3 separate regions of the Homo sapiens genome follow, and all the other regions are linked to region 3. Evidence: chromatin contacts called from ENCODE Hi-C or POLR2A ChIA-PET data. All regions are on one chromosome and are shown on one strand. The core of a region is the stretch at or near the end of the contact, and the rest is flanking DNA. Distances in the headings are between cores, read along the strand shown. Region 1 has its middle 31 kb from the start of TPRG1-AS1. Region 2 overlaps LPP (LIM domain containing preferred translocation partner in lipoma). Region 3 has its middle 84 kb from the start of LINC01991.

Region 1 (4,575 bases), core at 1,749-4,248, 860 kb after region 3:
CACAGGAGTTTGAGGCTGCAGTAAGCCATGGTCCCTCCACTGCACTATAGCCTGGGTGACAGAGTGACAGCCTTTCTCAAAACAAACAAAAAAATATTTCTAACATCTTTCTTTCTGTTTACTACATAACACCTAAATTAATTATCAAACAAGAACTAATTGGGCACAGCCACATTCTTAGCTTCTCCAAGCCTCAGTTTCTTCTCCTGCAAAATGAAGATAGTTGTAAAGATTAAACTAAACTGTGTACGTAAAAAGTTCTTTGGAAACTATAGAACAATGCAAATGCAAGGCATTGTGACCACAGTTAGAGAACAGGCTAGGATATTTGTTGATTGTCGTTGGTATTATGGAAATTTGCTGCTTTCTTTCCTATGAGAAGGGTTCTTCCCTTGTCCTGTTCTTATCAGTCTGACTAAGTCACCATTTCAAAGCTGACAATTAAAGCTCAATTTCCTTGCACTTTGTCCTAAAGCAGATGTCCTAGAGCTGGGGACCATAATCATGAAGCGTGTGATGCATTCTCAGAGTTGGAGAGCAGTGTTTCCAGAGAGTCTGAAGATTAGGCATTTCCTCTCATTTTTCATTTTTGTCAGCTTCTTCATGTTTTCCTTGCTAAGTAAGAAAAGGCCTCGGTTTCAGTCTGTCATTGTATGACCCTAAATGAGTCACTTCTGTATTGGGTTGTCTTAGGTTCCTCAACTGCAAGTGTCTAGTCTTCCACTCACATGCAGCAGAGCAGCTCCACATTTACTTATGTTACTCAGAGGGTTACTTCACATAAGACTTTATAAAATAAGTTCCATTGTTAATTTCTCTAAACCAGTTGGACTACATCTTTTCATGTAAAACCTAGATGATCTCTGATACTCTTGGTTTTTACATGTAGATTCCACGATCCCTTCCTGGGAAAGTCATGTAACCAACTATAACATAGGAGCATTAAACATTTTTAGGTAATAGAATTAGGAAATAATGGCTGTGTAAGTATCCATGTGAATTCCTGTCAATAGTTCTCATATCATGTGCTTAGAATGATTTCAATCTGACTGAATCTTGCCAAGAAACTCATAGCTCTGCTTTCCCTGCAAATATGAAGATGTGTCAACCTCAAAGAGTTGGTTAAACTTTCTGTTTCACTCATACAAGTCTGGCATCAAATTCATTTAGCTTTGTGGTGCTTACCCATTACCCATTTGGCAGATTTCACTAGCCATGTGACAAAGGCATAGTCCAGCTCAGAGCATGCAGAATTTGGAATAATAAATAGTGACCCTCCTATTGGGGCTCACACCCAAGAAACGTCTTATCTTCTGGGGGAAAACCAAGATTAAGACATTGGTGGCCAGGCACAGTGGCTCATGCCTGTAATTCTAACACTTTGTTGTGTTGTTTCTTGTTTTTCTTTTTTTAACTTTAAGTTCAGAGGTACAAGTACAGGTTTGTTACACAGGTAAATTTGTGTCATGGAGGTTTGTTGTATAGATTATTTCATCAACCAGGTATTAAGCCTAGTACCCATTAGTTATTTTTCCTGATACTCTTCCTCTTCCCACCCTCCACCCTTCAAAAGTTCCCAATGTGTGTTATTATGTCCCTCTATGTGTCCATGTGTTCTCATCATTTAGTTCCCACTTATAAGTGAGAACATGTGGTATTTGGTTTTCTGTTCCTGTGTTAGTTTGCTAAAGATAATGGCCTCCAGCTCCTTCCATGTCCCTGCAAAGGACATAATTTTGTTCTTTTCATGGCTGCATAATATTCCATGAAGTATATGTACCAGGTTTTCTTTATCCAGTCTATCATTGATGGGCATTTAGGTTGATTCCATGTCCTTGCTATTGTTAACAGTGCTGCAATGAATATATGCATGCATGTGTCCTTATAATAAAATAATTTATATTCCTTTGGGTATATACCCAGTGATGGGATTGCTGGGTCAAATGGTATTTCTGTCTTTAGGTATTTGAGGAATAGCTATATTGCCTTCCACAATGGCTAAACTAATTTACACTCCCACCAGCAGTGTATAAGTGTTCCTTTTTCTCCACAACCTTGCTGACATCTGTTTTTTTCACTTTTTAATAATAGCCATTCTGACTGGTGTGAGATGGTATCTCACTATGATTTGGATTTGCATTTCTCTGATGATCAGTGATATTGAGCTTTTCTTTAAATTACTGCTGGCCACATGTATGTCTTCTTTTGAAAAGTGTCTGTTTGTGTTCTTTGTCAACTTTCTTATGCAGTTGTTTAATCTTAACATTTTGAAAGGCTGAGATGGAAGGGTCACTTGAGCCTAGGAGTTTGAGACCAGCTGGCCAACACAGTGAGACCTCATCTCTACAGAACAAAATTAAAAAATTAGCCAGATGTGGTGGTGCACACCTGTAGTCCAAGCTACTAGAGAGGCTGAGGCAGGAAGATCACTTGAGCCTGGGGAGCAGGCAGTGGGGGGACGTTGCGGGGGATCGAGGCTGTAGTGAGCTGTGATCGTACCTCTGCACTACAGCCTGGGCAACAGAGCAAGACCTTGTCTCAAAACAAAACAAAAACGAAAAGCAAACAAGCAACACTGGCAAAGCCAGTACCCCATTGCAAATAATCATAGGGATCTTTCAAATTTTATTTTGCATGAAAAGATGCAGGGGTCCATGAGGCCCCATCTTTGTCTTCAATCTAAACTTCGCCGGGAATCTTTCTAACAATCTCCCAGAACACATGGCCTAGGGAGAGATTGCAATGCTATTTCTGTTAATGCAATATATAGCAGTAATGCTGAAGGAGGAAGGTCAGGATTTTAAAAGTTAGTACATCTGGGCTCACTCTCCTTGGGCAGAGACAAGCCTTTGCAAAAGGACTAGTAACTGTTGGTCTTTCACTCATGCCACAAAAGGGAAGTGACCACACTCAGAATTGTGGAATTTCAGCTTTGGAAATGACTGAAGAGTTGAAACTGTTCAACTTTTACTGATAGTTGAAATCCCCTCTAAAGCATCTCCTCCAAATAGGTGCTGAGCCATTGCTTGATTATCTCCAGTGACAGGAAACTTACATCCTGTTGAGCTCTACAATTGAACAGCTCTGTATTTTTTTTTTGGCTGAGCTATAATTGACTTGTGATTTCCACCCACTAATTCTAGTTACATCCTCTGACACCACACAGAAGTCAGTTCAACAAATCTGCCCACTTCCCCCATGACAACTCTTCTTTGATTTGAACAATGTGAACATTTCCTCTTAGAGAAGAAACTGAATCTTTCATTTACTCCCTACAGTATGCTAGACAGTTTAAACCGTTACCTCCCATCATCCTATTAGTATCCTATGGGTTTGGAATTACTCAATGTTCATTAGCCAACTAAGGCTCAGACAGGTGGAATTCAGCAAGGCCACCCAGCTTAGAGGTGACAGGTCAGGAATTTAGGACCAGCCCTGGAAAGCCCAGGTACCTTCCATCATTTTCTGCTGCTTCCCAGAACAAAGGAGCCTGGAAAGCCTCCTGCACTTAATACCTTTCAGGTGCTGTGAACTTTAACCAGGACTGAAACTGAGCCAGACAATCTTTACTTGTGTCCTCAGCCCTGTGTCCTCAGTCTTCTAAATTGTCACTTTCACCTTTACATACAAATTAAATATCAAGCCTCTAGCCCTTCATACCACAAGAAATCCAATACTTTGGAGGATTTTAGGGAAAGATTACCTCTTCTTGCCAATTGACATTTCACTCTCCAAGCTCCTTCTTCAGCTTCTCACCAGTCACCATTGGCTTCCTTGTCAACTGTTCTAACAAATGTCATCTTTTCACACCTTTTTATTAGGATCATGGAATCAGCACTCCACCTCTGACCTGTTCACTCTCTCTTGCTTCAGTGACACAAAGCTGTTGTGTAGCAGTTTTTATTTAAGATTTGGTTGATGGAAGGGACACAGAATAGGAAACATCTTAAAACTGCAAATCAGCCATAGTGATGTAGTCTGTGGCCATCTAATATTCAAGAGATTCCCTTGCCTTTGGCCTCTTTCCCATAGTCTACTCTTTCTAAACAGAGTTCCTTATCTAATCTTATCACCAAAGCACTTATCCTTTCAACCTTCAAGGGGAAGTAGGAGTCTCTTCATATGCACATATTCTAGAAATCTCTGCCTAAGGAAGAGAGCACTGTGTGTTATTACGCAAAGGAATGCATCTCTTCATTGATTTAGCTCACTCTTCCAGTATGATCCTGGACCCAGCCCTTGCATAATAACCAAAATGCTGATAAATGTGTTTTTCAAACAAAGGAGCAGCTTTCTCTCGAATAATTCTACCTATTTCTCCTGGCAGAGAAAATATTTGCAGCCAGCATAAAAAAGTAAATAAATAAAAAATAAAGTAAATGGATGAAAGGAAACTTGTTCTTATTCAGAAGCTTGTAAGATTATCCATCTTCAGAAGAGAAAACTCTTAATATTGCAATCAGCAGCCCTGTCTAAAACAGAGCTTTCTGAAACATGGGACTCTCAATGAGTTCAGTCAAAAATCAATACAGGTTGAGTATTTCTTATCTGAAATGCTTGGGACCAGAAGTATCT
Region 2 (4,049 bases), core at 51-2,550, 730 kb after region 3:
AACAGTTCAGCTCCCTGTAATTCAGTTTCTATCCCCACCTCTCCACTTACACCACACTTCTGAACATCACCAGTGACCTCTTTGATGTTTAATACACTTAAGACTCTTCAGTCCTTATCATTCTTGAGCTCTTGCAGCATTTAAAGATGTTGACTCTATCTTTGTTTCATTTGACTTCTATAGCACCGTACACTCTGGGTTTTCTTCCTATCGCTGTACACAACTTTCTACCGTTTTTAATAGATTTCCTCTCTTCATTCCTTAAATTCTCCATTTTTCTTGAGTTCTGCCCTAATCTCCCTTCTTGTCTCAATCTGTACTCCTGAGTTATTTCATCTGCTTCCGTGAGTACAAATATCATCTGTGTGCTGAGAACTCTCTGGCCAAAATCTGCAGCTGGATCTCTCTGTAAGCTCCAGATATGTATCTATCATTTTAGCCTGCAGTCTTCATAGATTGGCCCATAGGCCCACAAATGCAACAGTTTCAGACAGAACCCAAGGTGTTCCCTTTTAAACCTGCTCCTCTCTGTGTTCCTTTTCCATGAATGGCATTACCTTGTTGCTCCAACCAAAGGCACAGGAGCTGGCCTGTATCCTTCCTCTTCCTTCAGTATCCCCTCTTATCCACTTATTAACCAATTTCTGACATAATACTTTGGCTTCCTTTATATCTTCTTTCATTTATGAGACAAGTTCCTTCAGTGTTTTCTAGTGACTTTTCATTACTTGGAAGAGACAGTTCATACTCCTCACACTACCATGTAAAGAGCTCATAGCCACATGCACACACATGCACATCCACTTGTGCACACATACCTAAACACACACCCAAAACAGAGAGATTGTCTCATGCCTGTGGCTGGGTAAACACTTGTCCTTGATGGAATGTGTAGCTTTCCCATCTCCATCCCAATCACCTAGCCAAAAACTCTCCTCCTTCAGGCCTCCATTTAGACATCACTTTTCCCTCAAGTATGTGTGATTCTTGTGCCTTATCCTCCCCATCATCCTGTAATAGCATCCTCTGCTTTTCCTCATCATAGCATTTAGAAGACTGTATTTAAATTACCTATTTGACACATACCTCAGTAGCTATACATTTTCCCTAAGGGGAGGGTTGATGTCTTGTTTCTCATTGCATCCTGCAGTAAGCACCGAGTAAGTGTTTCTTGACTCTGGGGCTGTACTGAGTTGAAGAAGGATGACATCACTGACTACAGAACCCTTTGTATAAGCATCAAAGGGGTAGCAGTGGGGTAAATGATCACATCCTGGCTAAATGGTTCCGATTCCTACAACCCTGCAGCACGCCCCCCCGGCTCTAAACCTTTTAGTCATTTCCTGTGAATCTTGCCAGCACTCATTTCATTTTTTGTTTTTTCCATTTTCTTCATCTTTCCCACATAGTATAGACCAGAATGAATCAAGGTCTAACTTATGCTGACTGTCCGTGTTGCATCATCAGTCTTTGGGGCCCCTTCTCAGTTTCTGTGGCTGCTCTTGTGCCTGCTGACTCCATCCCTGTAGACCTTGCTGTTCCTCCCAGTCTGTGGCCACTAACCTCAGTTATTTTTACTGAATGTGTTACCTCATCCATAGTGAGTCTTTTGTTGTTGTTGGGTTTTTTTTTTAGCAACAATGTATTTTTTAATTAAGGTATGTACATTGTTATTTTAGACATAATGCTATTGCACACTTAATAGACTACCATATAGTGTAAACATAACCTTTACTGCACTGGGAAACCAAAAAAATAAGTGTGACACACTTTATTCAATAGTCACTTTATTGCAATGTTCTGGAACCCTTTTTGTTGTTGTTGTTGTTGAACGGTTATTATAACATGTCTGATTTAGAGGAAAGTACACTGAACTGAAAATCAGGAAAGCTGGGCCCAGGGGGCTGGCCTTGAGCAGCTGACTAAGCCTGTACATTTAATTCAAAAAGAGCTACTCAGGTTATTCCCTTAATCGGTCTTATACTTTATGACAGTAAGCACTTACCTCGTTCTGTCACATGGTGTGGCCAGATTATGCATGTACTATGATTCAAAACATTCACGTAAATAAATCTTCCTAACATACAAGAATTATGTGTCTGTGGTGCTTTCCAGCTTTTGATGTGCTTGCAAACCCATTTTCTCATTTAATCCTCACAAAGTTGGAAACCAGCTCACTTACTTATTCATGTTTACAGGAATAATCAACATTGATGCCAATAATTTTGATTATATATTTTAAAAATCTCATGAAATTGGTTTTAAAAGAATCATTTATTAGACAAAAAGAGTGAACCTATCAACAGGCAATTCACAGAAGAGAAAATAAAAATAACAAATGAACCAATGAAATGATGTTCAAATTATTTAAAGAAATACAGTTTAAAATATTATTTTTTCATTCTCAGACCAGCCGGCATTTATAAGTTCAATGCTTGGTATTGGCAAAAGTATGGGAAGCATGTACTCACATGGGCTTGTGATAGGAGTACAAATTAATACAACCTTTTCGAAACAAAATTTAGCACTATCTTTCAAAATTTTAGGTGTGCACTATTTTTGACCCTGCAACTCGATTTCAGACAGTAGGCGTATTTGCATAAAGGCACAGTGGTATTCTGTTTCAGAATACACATTGCAACATTTTTATGATAGAATAAAAGGACTAGTAAAATAAAGTACAGCAACTGCATGCAATAATAACATGGAGGCTATCAGAAAAATAAGACAAATCTATATATGCTAATTAAAGACACCTTAAAAACTATTTTAGGAAAAAACAAGGTACAAAATAGGACATAAAGGATCTGATTTGTGTTTGAAGAAAAATTTCAAACATGAGTGTTTATATGTGAATGTGTGTGTGGTGTGTGCGTGTGTGTGTGTGTACATGCTTATACAGGCATGTATAAGCAATCTGATACATGCCTGTATAAGTATTACCCAATCTTTTAGTGATTATCTCTGGAAAAGAGTTTTACTTTTCATTCTCTACCCTTCTATGACAGTTGAATTTTTGAATTTTTAAATGAATAAATGTGTGTGTGTTGTGTATTTTTAAAGTTAACATACAGACTGAGCGCAGTGGCTCACGCCTGTAATCCTAGAACTTTGGGAGGCGAATCACCTGAGGTCAGGAGTTCAAGACTAGCCTGGCCAACATGGTGAAACCCTTGTCTCTACTAAAAATACAAAAATTAGTCGGGTGTGGTGGCGGGCACCTGTAATCCCAGCTACTCGGGAGGCTGAGGCAGGAGAGTCGCTTGAACCAGGAGGTGGAGGTTGCAGTGAGCCAAGATCATGCCACTGCACTCCAGCCTGGGCGACAGAGTGAGACTCTGTCTCCAAAAAAAAAAAATGTTAGCATATAGCGTAGAATTCAGCTTTTCTTATTCTAGGTAGCGATGGTGCTTTTCACTGCTTTGCCCAACTTAATTGACCCAAGTAGAAAAGTCTTCAAAAAAAAAAAAACGCTTTAGAAAAACACTTTAGACACTTTAGATTTATGTGACTTCAAAAGTCAAAAATGGTAATAATCCTGCTTAGGCAGAAGCCTTGCCCTCAGTCCCAAAACATGATGGACAAGCGGGTGACTTACCTGTGGCTTTTCTTGTATCTTGCAGTCTGTCAGCAATCATGAAATGTAGGCCTCAGAGTGGAAGGGCCCCTAGAGACCATCCATTGCCTCTCAGGAGCATGGTCATTCTGCAGATCAAGGTCCTGCTCTGGGAGAAATGGGTGCACACTCACTCTGCGTTCTGTCCAGCCCTTCTGCCACCTACATTTCTATGCTTTTCTCTTACTGCTAAATAGCTTCCTAAAGGAAAAGTGAATGGTCTTTGTGAATTCAAACCTCATTCTGTTGCTTCCCTATTTAAAACTCTTCAATGAGTCCCTCTTCCCAATGCTCTGTCTCTAGTTGTTCTGTATATAAAAGCTAAACTTCTTCACATGTTTCTGTTTCTCTTGTTTATGCGATCGTTTGTCATTGGCCTTGTGTTGGTGATGTATGTTCTGAATGAATAGGCTCCAGCAATTAAGTGACTGAG
Region 3 (4,545 bases), core at 1,754-4,253:
GGATAAGGGACATACTTATAGCAATATGACAGTTAGTGGAAGAACCAGAATCAGTTCCCAATTCACATAATTCTTACTAAAAAATGTATTCCATAAACCAAATGGTCATTGCAGGTTGTATTCACTCGTTCGTACATTCATTGATTTTGCTGTAATTCTTCCTTGGACTCATTAATTCAGCAAATATTTCCTGAAAAACACAGGTCCCTTCTATCCCTAGGAGCAATCATTTAGAGATATGGGTTCTAGTGCCAGCTCTGCACTAATTCACTATTGAGGCCAACAGCAAGTGACTTCTCTTTGAGTGTCTAGTTCTTCAAGAGATTTGAAAAGATGTGTTTACATCTCCTTCCATACCAAGCTCCTATTTGCTGTCTTTCATATTACATACTAGTGGGACACCAAGATTCAGTAATGGCCCTTGCCCTAGAGGAGCCTGCAGTCAAATGGGAAAAATAAACACAGCTGTTGTGTACTTGCCCCGTTGTGCTAGAGTATAGCATAAGTCACCTAACACGTATTTTTTAATAAAATGATTTCATGTGGCTCCCACACGCCAAAGTTGGCAGGGAAGTCCATTTCTGGCATATTCTGGGGGGCCTTCTCCCCCACCTTAGATGGATAACCACGCACAAGAACTTCAAATAGACTTGCAAACTGGTGACCCTTGGGCCCAGTGAAGCCTACACAGGTGTTTTGTTTGGCTTATGGTGCTTTTTAAAATTTTAAGTCAACATTTAACAGCTGGGAAGTTTCTCATTAAAACCCAGATTTCTGGCTTTTCTTGAAAATGCATAAGATCTAGCAACGCTGAGTTGGAATCTTGACAATGACAACTAACATCTTAGAACTTTAGTCTTTTAGAGGGAATATACCTTTCCTATTTAGACATGAATGTTTGATTTTATCTTGAGGTGCACTATTTGAATTCAGGGGAAACAATCATACAAATTTAAAATTTTCTGTTAGGGATGTTAAGGGGGGAATTGAATGTTTTGTAATTGTATGTGTGTGTGTGTGTGTGTGTGTACTTGATTGAGAAATTTAAGTTTCTGAACTTAATGCAATGTAGGTATTTAATTTAGCCTAGCTAGGGCCCAGTATGCTTTGGTATTTCAATGGGAGAAATGTCCTAGATGAATCACTAATAAATGTTATCTTCCTTTCTCCTAAGGGCATTTGAGTTGGTGGCTCTGTGCATTACTCTGATACGCTGGTAACCAGGCTCACTAAGAAAAAAAAAATCCCCAATTTATAGTTTGCCAAATTTTGTGTGTAAGTACTCCACCATGACCGAATTCAAGGATGCTTTTACAACTGGCTTGTAGCATTTCTGGAATCTTAGCAATTAGCTCTTGCAAGCCGATACAGCAGACTCAGCACACCAAGCCTATTTAATCCAGAATATGGGAGTATAAAAATTGTGTTACTTTCCTCTCACCCTGAAGTCAATGAAGAAGAAGACATATAAAACATAAGCTTTGCCTATCTTCAGGAGAATTTTGGTCTAGATCAGGAGACAAAGCTAAAACCTTTGCAATAATCAGAAGGCCTTTTGAGAAGAATCAGTGATCTATCCAACATCTCTACTCGAGGGCCCAATAAGAATATGAAACTTACTACATCCAAAACAGGTTTCTTGGATTTTCTCTCAAAGCTGTACTGTATTTCCCCAATCTTTTTATCTTAATAAACAACCCTTCCCCCAGTTCTCAAGCTTAAAGATAAAGAATTATCTTTCATTCCTTCCTATTTCTTAACCCCCTATCCAGTTACCCCCTATCACCAGAAACAAGTCTTGTGAGTCCACCCCCAAAATTAATTGTGCACATCTCTGCACCCCACTGCAACAACCCTAGTCTAAAATAGTCCCATTAAAGCTCCTCTAGAACATTTTTTCTGCTTTCTTTCTCATTTCCTTACAATCACTTTTCCAAAAAGCAGCCAAAAGGATCTTTCAAGAATATAAATCAGATTTTACTCCCCTGCTCTTTGCCATCCAATGGCTTCCCACTAAACTCAGCAGAAAATACCAATTCCACACCATGGCCTCAAAGCCCTCTCTGATATGATCCCTGCCCTCCTTTCTGCCTTTGTCTGCACCTGCACCTCGCTACCCCTTTTCTACCCCTCTCAAGTTCTCTAGGCTCTCCCAGTTCTTCCCCGTCACTCAGTCTCCACCAGTTACTCTTTCTCTCCACCCTAAGCAGTTGCCCTGGCTGGCTCCTTCTCATTCTTCAGATGCCAGCTTAAATGTCACCTCCTCACAGAAACCTCCTCTGCCCACCAATCTAAAGTAGCTCTCCATTCCCAACCAGTAATTCCCCATTCCATCAGCCAACCAACATATACACTGTTTACCTTTACACACAGAGAGAAAATGTAAATTCCATGAGGGTAGGAGATTTCTATGCCTTGATTTTGCTGTATGTGTTATGCCTAGCCCAATGTTTAACACACAGTAGGCATTAACTAAATATTTGTTAAATAAATAAATTAATGAATACACAAATGAGTGGGTGATAAAGGTAGGGTAAAGAGATTGATGTTTCAAAGTTCCCTTCTGGCCTTAACATTTTAGGACCCTGTGGTTTCAAGAGCATAATTTTGTACTTACTGATGTGGGCTCAGCTCTTAAAGTAGAGTGGAATTTAGAGGGGAAGGAGATGAATGAAGTTGCCAGGATCCAGCAGCAGGCTGGGGAGACTCCCTGGAAGAAGTGGTAGATACACTGGGCTTTTCAGCCTTCAATATTACTTAACAAAAGGCATTTGTCATCTTACAAAAAGGTTTACCCTAATCTCCATTTCAGTTGCCAACTACTCTTCTACATTTAAAATGTGATCATGTTTATAAAAACTTGATGGGCACACTTTTCAGGAACATCTAGTTTCTAAGCTGCACTGTCCTTACATGCCCTTGGGCATAGGTGTATGCTGATTAGCAGGTTTAATTTGACACAGATAAAGAACACGAAGAATTTGCCCAGAGGCCCATTGACCCCCCCTGCTGGCTCCATATCTGAAGGAAGGATCTGTTCCATACCTCAGAGAAGACCCACTTAGGACAGGAAGTGAGTCATCTATGTTCCACAGAGGACCTATCACAGGTTGGACTATACTAAATGTGAAACAGATTAAACTGGAACAAAATCATGACATATTTGTTCCCTCCCACAGTGTGAGACGTTTCATAACCTCTTGATACTTTACCCTGATAACTTTGAGAGCTGGAGAGGTCTTCAAAAATCACTTGTATGTCTCTCTCTTGTTCTGTAGATGGGGAAACTGAGGCCAGAAAGGCTGGTGCCTTATCCAAGTTCACACAGCAGGGGTAGCAGGAGATCCCTGTCCTGAAGCCCAGACAAATATTCCATAGAAGCATACATATACAAGCTGATTTTTAAGAGAAAACCTATTGTGTCCTTTTGTTTAATCGTCATAAATAACTTGATGATCTATTTGTTTAATTTTTTTTTTTTAAAAGACAGAGTTTTTCTCTTTTTACCCCAGGCTGGAGTGCAATGGCACAATCTCAGCTCACTGCAACCTCTGACTCTTGGGTTCAAGCAATTATCCTGCCACAGCCTCCTGTGTTGCCAGGATTACAGGCGCGTGCCACCACGCAGGGCTAATTTTTGTATTTTTAGTAGACACGGGGTTTCACCATCTTGGCCAGGCTGGTCTTGAACTCCTGACCTCGTGATCCACCCGCCTTGGCGTCCCAAAGTGCTAGGACTACAGGTGTGAGTCACTGCACCTGGTCTATTTGTTTACTTTTTAATCATTGAAAAATAAAGTTTTAGCAAGTAATCTCTAGTGATACTGAGGTTTTAGGACAACTTGAAGGAATCGGCTTAAAATGTTAGAAGCTGTCACATAATAAAATAGTAAGACAACCCAGACCAACTTATAAGAAGAGGTAAATGTTATTTTAACTATCAGGAAAGAGTTATATCATTTTCAAAACAACCAGAAGAACTATTTTTTCTCATTTTAATGTCTATAGTTAGGATTCAGAGACGATCACTTGTGATTTTCAGCAACTTAAAGTTTGTATGAGATGGGAAAGCCATAGAGGGAAGCATGCCAATCTTTTAAACTGTTACACATGAAGCGTTAGAGACTGGAGTGCAGCTATTAACTTAAAAAAGGAAAGAAAGTGGTTTATGCTAGCTTTTTCAACTGTCAAATGATCAGTTGGAATTTAGAGAGTAACAGTGTTTCAAGACAGAGATACATTTAAACATCATGGTGCTTGACAGGCAAACAGGAATCATTTGCCCAATTCCTTTAGAACTAGTCTTAAAAAAAAAATGCAACAAGGCCTCTCAAATTGCAGGAGAACTAAAAAACGAACCTCACTCCCTGATTTACCCTTCCGGATCTGTATTCTCCAGAGTCACCAGCTCCTGCAGGTCTCTGGGGCCAGAGAGAGCGAGCGCTGAGCCTGGAGTGAAAGCCCTTCTGCAGGGTCAACTATGAAGCACCTTTGGAAACTTAGGCCAGTTGTCCTCAAACTTGGGGTGTCTGGGAATCACCTCAG

Evidence for each region. Hi-C counts contacts between places; a loop is a spot of excess contacts on that map. ChIA-PET counts read pairs that join two places held with the same protein, here RNA polymerase II (POLR2A). Pooled maps may share reads with other maps.
Region 1: a loop to region 3 is called in a pooled map, with 5 times the contacts of the local background. The contact joins two enhancer-like sites. A Hi-C loop is called at or near these places in 5 of 50 pooled maps. POLR2A ChIA-PET finds 5 or more read pairs at or near these places in 2 of 52 experiments (H1 and activated T-cell).
Region 2: a pooled map shows a loop between it and region 3 (4-fold over the local background). The contact joins two enhancer-like sites. A Hi-C loop is called at or near these places in 3 of 50 pooled maps. POLR2A ChIA-PET finds 5 or more read pairs at or near these places in 3 of 52 experiments (AG04450, BJ and Panc1).

What each region holds. Positions count from the first base shown.
Region 1 is chr3:188,914,158-188,918,732 of GRCh38, forward strand. No RefSeq gene overlaps it. Among named protein-coding and RNA genes, the nearest start is that of TPRG1-AS1, 31 kb to the right of the region's middle. RefSeq lists a silencer at 323-617. Within about 2 kb of position 2,999, at least 5 of the 41 ENCODE cell types and tissues checked have a DNase peak (open chromatin) inside an H3K27ac peak, as active enhancers do.
Region 2 is chr3:188,787,476-188,791,524 of GRCh38, forward strand. All of the region lies in intron 9 of LPP (LIM domain containing preferred translocation partner in lipoma), which reads left to right. Among named protein-coding and RNA genes, the nearest start is that of MIR28, 100 kb to the left of the region's middle. Within about 2 kb of position 1,301, at least 2 of the 41 ENCODE cell types and tissues checked have a DNase peak (open chromatin) inside an H3K27ac peak, as active enhancers do.
Region 3 is chr3:188,058,321-188,062,865 of GRCh38, forward strand. No RefSeq gene overlaps it. Among named protein-coding and RNA genes, the nearest start is that of LINC01991, 84 kb to the left of the region's middle. Within about 2 kb of position 3,004, at least 5 of the 41 ENCODE cell types and tissues checked have a DNase peak (open chromatin) inside an H3K27ac peak, as active enhancers do.